Linked DNA regions of Homo sapiens: region 2 is linked to region 1. Evidence: chromatin contacts called from ENCODE Hi-C data. All regions are on one chromosome and are shown on one strand. The core of a region is the stretch at or near the end of the contact, and the rest is flanking DNA. Distances in the headings are between cores, read along the strand shown.

What was found. A loop is a pair of places that touch in the nucleus more often than their neighbours do. Pooled maps may share reads with other maps.
Region 2: a map of K562 shows a loop between it and region 1 (3-fold over the local background). The contact joins two enhancer-like sites. A Hi-C loop is called at or near these places in 2 of 168 maps with a recorded cell type or tissue (K562 and endothelial cell of umbilical vein), 7 of 37 single-sample maps with no recorded cell type and 2 of 50 pooled maps.

What each region holds. Positions count from the first base shown.
Region 1 is chr3:41,689,490-41,693,593 of GRCh38, reverse strand. The region is part of intron 27 of ULK4 (unc-51 like kinase 4); the gene reads left to right. Among named protein-coding and RNA genes, the nearest start is that of ULK4, 270 kb to the left of the region's middle. Within about 2 kb of position 2,258, at least 2 of the 41 ENCODE cell types and tissues checked have a DNase peak (open chromatin) inside an H3K27ac peak, as active enhancers do.
Region 2 is chr3:42,116,027-42,120,130 of GRCh38, reverse strand. The region is part of intron 1 of TRAK1 (trafficking kinesin protein 1); the gene reads right to left. Among named protein-coding and RNA genes, the nearest start is that of TRAK1, 27 kb to the right of the region's middle. RefSeq lists an enhancer at 930-1,019. Within about 2 kb of position 2,315, at least 19 of the 41 ENCODE cell types and tissues checked have a DNase peak (open chromatin) inside an H3K27ac peak, as active enhancers do.

The sequences.
Region 1 (4,104 bases), core at 1,009-3,508:
TTTCCTTCTTATACTGAATGTAACATACTATATATGTTCTTTTGCATTTTGCCTTTTCATTTAATAATGAGTGTTAGAAATTACTCCATATCAGTTCTTAGAGATTTTTCTCACTCTTTATTAAGACAAGTTTAGTATTCCACCAATGTTTGGCCCACTAGGTAGTTGCTAATATTTGTAATTATAAGCAATAAATAACCTTGTTCATATTTAGTTTCCTATTGTTGTAGGTGTATCTTCAGGGTAAATTGCGATTTACTGGTTTAATCGCTAGAAGAGTGATTTTGGGATCAAAGAGTAAATGCACTTGTACTTCTGTTAGATACTGCCAGAATCCCTTATATAGGCTTTTACCATTTTTCTTTCTCACCAGCAATGCATGAGAATGCTAGTTTCGACACAGTCTTCCCAATAGTGTGTTACCAACCTAATGTGGCCATGGGAATTCCTTAACATTTTTATAGCTGTTTAATATTGTAAAGAAGATTTAAACAAAGCATCATCTTGGGCAACAATAACTTTAAGAACAAGTAAAATAAGGTTTAGTGATGCAAGTGTTATTTATGAATTTCCAATGCATTTACTATTATTTAGCTTAAATGTCCCAGAGCTGTCTTAGCATTCCTAAGTCACAGACATTGATTTCATTTGGGACATACCATTGAGAATCATTAACATGCAGAGAAACTGACATACACAGAAGCTAATGTGCATATGTATTCACACATTTTTAAAAAAATGGGTGGGGGTCCTAGTTTTTGAGCAACGAAATAAAAGTCACCAGACTTAGGAATTTCCATTTTCAAAAAGTTCAGTAGGTCTCTGCTTTCAGAGCACATTGTCAAATGAACTTTAGCACAAGTGAATGTCTTTAAGAAATCAATATTACTAGTATTAATTATTAAAATTCCTTGGATTATTCCATATATTATCCCTACACTAAAATAAATAATGACTGATAGAATTTTATAATAGAGATCACTGGTACAGAGGAGCTTGATTAGGGTGCAATGGTATTTATTTTAATACCATTAAATATATATTATATATGTCATAAAATATGTAGCATATAGTAGTATATATAAATATATAACGTATATGTATAAATTCTGTGGAAGATTCTGGAAGGGCAGAACATTGGTGAGCAAATTATCCAACTCCACAGCAGCAAAAAGGTACTCATTGTCTATTGTCTCAATGATTCAGTCTCTATTTTAATAAGGTGACCCCGTACCAGTGAGCAAAGCCATGCCCACTCAAAGGTTTAGAACATGTTTGCTGTCATATACTGTGTCAGATTGTGTCGTCGTGGTTTTCTCACTATGAATTAGAAGTGATTTAATGGGCCGGCGCGGTGGCTCACGCCTGTAATCCCAGCACTTTGGGAGGCCGAGGCGGGCAGATCACGAGGTCAGGAGATCGAGACGATCCTGGCTAACACGGTGAAACTCCGTCTCTACTAAAAATACAAAAAATTAGCCGGGGGCGGTGGTGGGCGCCTGTAGTCCCAGCCACTTGGGAGGCTGAGGCAGGAGAATGGCGTGAACCCAGGAGGCAGAGCTTGCAGTGAGCTGAGATCGCACTACTGCACTCCAGCCTGGGTGAAAGAGCGAGACTCAGTCTCAAAAAAAAAAAAAAAAAAAAAAAAAAGAAGTGATTTGATGAAGATAATTTTTAGGGCTTTGTCCTTTTTTGTTGTTGTTCTTTATTGTCTTGCTGCATTGTTGCTGTTTGGTGTTGGGTTGTCATTAAAGCGTACAATTTTAATTTGATTTCTCAAAATGCAGATTGAGGTTCATCATGTATCAGACTGCACTCTCCAAACATCCTGTAACATGATTAATCAATAAGTGTAGTATTAACTCATTCTTTGTGTTGGTGTGTTAACGGGTTTGAAATTTCTCAGGTCCTAAGACAATTTAGCCACTACTTTAGATAAAAATCAATGGATGTTAAAGGAAATAAATAAATAGATAATACTGTTTAAAATGGATATTTGGAAGAGAGAATTTCCCATCTTTGGGGGAGGTATTGTTAGTGGTGGCAAATCCGTATGGGTCTGCCACAGTTTCAGTTCTTGCCTCCTCAGAAGAAAGAATTTGACTCGGGGGCATAGGCAGACTCAAGGCAAGTTTTAGAGCAGGAGTGAAAGTTTATTTAAAAGTTTTATAGCAGGAACAAAAGGAAGTAAAGTACAGTTGGAAGAGGGCCAAGTGGGCAACTTGAGAGACTCAAGTTTGTGGTTTGACCTTGGACTTGGGGCTTTATATGTTGGCATGCTTCCAGGGTCTGCATCTCTTTCCCCCTGATGCTTCCCTTGGGGTGGGTTGTTCGTATGTGCAGGGGCCTCCAGAACTTGGCAGGGGCTGCATGTGCACTGTGTTTACTGGAGTTATACACATGCTCACTTGAGGCAGTTCTTCCTTTACCACTAGAATGTTCCTAGAAGGTCATATACCAAACTCTGCCATTTTGCCTCTTAGTGCACATGTTGAGCCCAGTCACCTAACTCCTTAGATCTTACGAGGAAGCTTCTGATCACCAGTTTCAGGTGTTTCTATCTAGGGAGACTGCCTTTCCCTAGCACTGACTGTGACCAATAATTTTAGAGAGACAGTTAACAACCGCCTATCACCTGATGTTGCCTGATGTTCCTGGTTGGGGTGGGGTGCCCTCTCCTGCCCTGCTCATGTCTGCCTGACTACCTGCTATAACATTATGAGCTTGGATTATGAGGGAAGTACCCCCCTTTTGCATATAGGTGCTCTGTCCTGGAAAGGTGGTCTGGTTGAAGACAGAAAAGCAGTTACCTGGAAACATATGCCTGGCCTTTCTATAACTATGAGGCCATGGATGGTCTGTATTGAGCTTCTCTTTCTTTTGTAGGTAGGACTGGGGAGTGGCGTAGAACCCTGGATGAAGAAAGGGGATGGGGGTAGCAGAGTAGCTAAAATTTGTCTGCATAAGAAATAAAAATGTATTGGTTGGTGGGAGAGCTAAGAAAAGAGGAAAGGAGGCAGAAACAAAGAGGAGGGCTGCCTAGAAGCCAAAAAGTTAGGCAGCAGAATAGGAGCCCAGAGCTTGTGAAGGAAGAAGGCCTGTGAGAAAAGTTTTTTTTTTCTTTTTTAAAAATTATTATTATTTTTTAATTTTATTATTATTATACTTTAGGGTACATGTGCACAATGTGCAGGTTAGTTACATATGTATACATGTGCCATGCTGGTGTGCTGCACCCATTAACTCGTCATTTAGCATTAGGTATATCTCCTAAAGCTATCCCTCCCCACTCCCCCTACCCCACAACAGTCCCCGGAGTGTGATGTTCCCCTTCCTGTGTCCATGTGTTCTCATTGTTCAGTTCCCACCTATGAGTGAGAATATGCGGTGTTTGGTTTTTTGTTCTTGCGATAGTTTACTGAGAATGATGATTTCCAATTTCATCCATGTCCCTACAAAGGACATGAACTCATCATTTTTTATGGCTGCATAGTATTCCATGGTGTATATGTGCCACATTTTCTTAATCCAGTCTATCATTGTTGGACATTTGGGTTGGTTCCAAGTCTTTGCTATTGTGAATAGTGCCGCAGTAAACATACGTGTGCATGTGTCTTTATAGCAGCATGATTTATAATCCTTTGGGTATATACCCAGTAATGGGATGGCTGGGTCAAATGGTATTTCTAGTTCTAGATCCCTGAGGAATCGCCACACTGACTTCCACAATGGTTGAACTAGTTTACAGTCCCACCAACAGTGTAAAAGTGTTCCTATTTCTCCACCTCCTCTCCAGCACCTGTTGTTTCCTGACTTTTTAATGATCACCATTCTAACTGGTGTGAGATGGTATCTCATTGTGGTATTGATTTGCATTTCTCTGATAGCCAGTGATGGTGAGCATTTTTTCATGTGTGTTTTAGCTGCATAAATGTCTTCTTTTGAGAAGTGTGTATTCATGTCCTTTGCCCACTTTTTGATGGGGTTGTTTGTTTTTTTCTTGTAAATTTGTTTGAGTTCATTGTAGATGCTGGATATTAGCCCTTTGTCAGATGAGTAGGTTGCGAAAATTTTCTCCCATTTTGTAGGTTGCCTGTCCAGTCT
Region 2 (4,104 bases), core at 1,066-3,565, 430 kb before region 1:
CTGTAATGCCCCATGGTGGCCGGCCACATTGTGGCTGGTGCCATTTCTGGAAAAGAGCTTTTTATTTATTTATTTTTTTATTTTTTGTTTTAAATAGAGATGGAATCTCACTGTGGTGACCAGGCTAGTCTCGAACTCCTGACCTCAAATGACCCTCCCATCTCATTCTCTCAAAGAGCTTTTTAAATCATACTATTGCTCTTTAAAAACCTCCCAGCTCCCTATAAAGTGCTTCATCATTCTGCCTCTACGTTTCTACAGGAGAGGCTACTGAGTGTTTCCCAGTATGCAATTGCCACTTCTTCCTTTTGGTCATGCAACCCCCAAGATGTGGCTGGGCCCACGGCCAACCAGCTAAAAACTGTGTTTCCCAGCTTTCCCTGCAGTAAGGTGTATCCACATGCCTGGTTAACAGGATGTAACAGAACTTCCAAGTCATGCCCTTTCCGTCTGTCCAGTTGCAGAGTTGGCCTGGTGCTGGAGCCATGCTTAGCTAAATTAGTAAAGGCAATGCCCAGGAAATGACCAGAGCTACCTCAGCTGCCTGAAACACCCTGGACCTCCTTCCACTTGAACTTTTAAAAGTAAAAGAAATAAACAACTACCTTATTGAGGCTACAGTTCCAATTACTTTGGTCTCTGTTAAAGCAGCTAACTCAACACCCTAACAGCCTTTCTTATCAAGCCCAGCCTCTGCTATTTTCTCCAATTTCCCTTCACTTAAGGCATACCAACTTCTCACCATTTTCCAAACACATTTTTTTCACAAATCTGAGTTTTTAGACCAGCTGTTTTAGCTCCCTAGAATGCCCTTCACTGCCTAGCAAACTCCATCTTAAAATATCATTCAAATGTCACTCTCTATTGCAAAGCCTCCCTTAACCTCTCTTCTCTGGCTTCCACAGTTCTCAGTACATAAATGACTTCACTACGATGTTAGAAGTGTATTCTCTGTGGCTCTTCCCTACTAATTGTGAGCCCCTCAAGAGAAAAGGCTTTGAATTATCCACCTTACCTTCAGCCCAGCCCTTACTACTTTGCCAGGCAACAGTAAGTGTGAGAAGAGTGATGGAACAAGGGAAGGAGAGAGCAGCAGCCGGTGGCAGGACTAGTCTGTGAATCCCCTGCCTGTCCAGGACAGACACATGCCCAGCCTGCAACATGAGGCAGGTGGAGCCATCTAGTGTCAAGGTCTTTTCAAACCCACCTCAGTATCACCCTAGGTCTTTATCCAGCATAGAGGAAAGTCCCATGGGATGGTAAATGTCCCCTCAATTGCTCAGCAGATGTCAATCCAATACCTACCATTCTTATGACATCACTTTGAAAGTAAAATAACCTAAAAGGACTCTTTACCTCTTCAGAGGTATAACCCTTCCTAGGTTTTTCCCAAGGCGTAAGATTTGGAATGGACCCTCCTACCCAGGATGTGGGCTTCAGTTAGGGCCACCAGGGAGTGAAGAAAGTGTGCTGGAGCCTGCTTGGCACCTGGAAGGTGCAGAGCTGCAGAAGCAGCTGTGTCCATTCTCCACCTGACTGGGGCTAGATCCTCACCTGCAGAGAGCGGCTAGGAGGAGACTCCTCCGTCTAGGGATTTGCACTGATTCTCAGGTGACATGCCAGCTTCACAAAACCTGCCAGGTGCCTGAGGCAATGCTTACATTTTACAGCAAAGGCAATAGCTCTAAATTAGTGTCCAACATTTAACACTCAGAGAACCTCATGTAAATACAGATCTCAGCGGGGCGCAGTGGCTCACACCTATAATCCCAGCACTTTGGGAGGCCGAGGCGGGCAGATCACTTGAGGTCAGGAGTTCAAAACCAGCCTGGCCAACATGGTGAAACTCCGTTTCTACTAAAAATACAAAAAAAAAAAATTAGATGGGCGTGATGGTGGACGCCTATAATCCCAGCTACTTGGGAGGCTGAAGCAGGAAGAACTGCTTGAACCCGGGAGGTGGAGGTTGCAGTGAGCCAAGATCGCAGCACTGCACTCCAGCCTGGGCGACAGAGTGAAACTCCCTCTAAAAACAATAAAAATACAGCACTTTGGGAGGCCAAGGTGGGCGGATCACAAGGTCAGGACATCGAGACCATCTTGGCCAACATGGTGAAACCCCGTCTCTACTAAAAATACAAAAATTATCTGGGCGTGGCAGCACGTGCCTGTAATCCCAGCTACTCGGGAGGCTGAGGCGGGAGAATCGCTTAAACCCAGGAGGCAGAGGTTGGGCAGTGAGCCGAGATCAGGCCACTGCATTCCAGCCTGATGACAGAGCTAGACTCAGTCTCAAAAAAAAAAAAGAAAAGAAGAAATACAGATATGTGGACTCTCAGAAGAAGTCAGCCTATCTAGGATCAAGGGACCTCCTCCTCCACAGAGGAGTTAAATGCTCTGAGTGGTGGCCACCTCCAGAGAGGGAGTGCGATCATTCCAACAGGGTTTCTGGGCCTCGTGCCTGCACGCTGGAGCTTGAGGGCTCTAAGCCCAGGAGAACAGGGACCTGAGTAGCTGCAAGGTGAGCAGAGTGTGCAGAAGAGCTGTCTAGAAGGAAAGTAGCCCTAGACACTCACCCAGTTGGCAGGAGATCTGAGAAAACAGCAAGGGGAGAGGGAAGAATAAAAGACAGGAGAGAGAAAGAGGAAAAACCTAGTGAGAGAAAGCTCAAGCAAAAGCAAAGGAGGAGAGAAGAACAGGAGAGGGAGGAAAGGAATGCCAGAAAGAGGCAATGGCAGGAAACCAGCACCACAACTGCCACCTGCTGGAAGCCGAGAGGCCCTGGGTGCCGGCCAGGAGCACAGTTTCAAGAGTTTGGAGAAAGGACGCCCAGCCTCGGTTCTGCCCCCTCAACTTCGTCCTATCACTCTGGCAAATCACATGTTCATATGCCTGGGACTCAGTTTCTTCCTCTGTAGAACAAAGGTAAGTGGCTGCAGAAAAGCTTTCTTCATACCCTAAATTTCTCTGAGCGGTGAGAGCAAGAGTTGCACATTCTGAGGGCTGTGTCTGGGGGGCAGCCGCCACTCACAGCACTTCCCGGTGACGCCCCCAGTCCTTGACATGCTGACTCCACCCAAGAGACCAGGGATCTGTATTTTTATGAGAGTCCCTGATTTCTAAATGTTGAATACTGAGGGCCAGATTAAACATGCATGCCTCCAGTCTGCACACTGGGACTTCCATCCTGGCGCCACACTCTGGGACTTCAGAGAATGCTACAGACCACATTAAAGGTGACAAAGAACAAGAAAAGGGACCTTCGCTCATCAAATAGTGGCCACCATACAGAGGTCCATCTTTTTTATTTTTTTCCTCCCTGTCCCTCTCCCACTCCATTTCTTTACCCACCAACTTTCCACTTGGCCATCAGAGAGGTGGGTGCAGAGCATGACCCCTGGCTATGCTTGGGGAGGCAGGCGCTCTGGCTAGAGGCAATAACCCTCTCTCATGACACATTACCCATGGCAGTGACTGCAAACCCACAGCAATGTTTTAATGACTTCACAAGACAACACTCCTCACCTACTCAGCCACTTGGAAACCATTCTGTACAGACTTGGAAACAATTCCATTTTCTTAAAATTATAAGGATTAAAGGGCAGGAATAAAGACTCATACATAGGCCACACTGGTGCTGGAGATGTATGTGATACTTTGTAAGTGGTATCTGACAGACAACCTTCTAGAAAATTCCTCTCTATCAAGGGACTATGCAGTTTACAGCTTTAGCTGAACATCTTCAGAGATTCAGTCTTAGTAATTACTTTCCATACCACAAAAGTTGTGATTCCACAAATTACAAAGAGGACATTAGAGCTAAAAACTACTGGCGCAACCTCCTCATTGAATGGAAAAGGACACTGTGTTCAAGCTGAGGAGGTGGCCAAATGTCACAGAGCAAACCAGCAGCAGACTCGAGATGGGTGCTTGGCCTGCGGCAGGTCCCACCATGCAAGAGGCCTCGGGATGTAGCGACAGCACCTCCAGATGCTGATTCGCTTTCCGCTGTTTGCCCAGCACCCGGAACCCTGCCTGGTAACTAGTAAGTGTTCAATAAATGTTTGCTGAACAACGCAAAGCACTTGTATCTATTACTGCCTT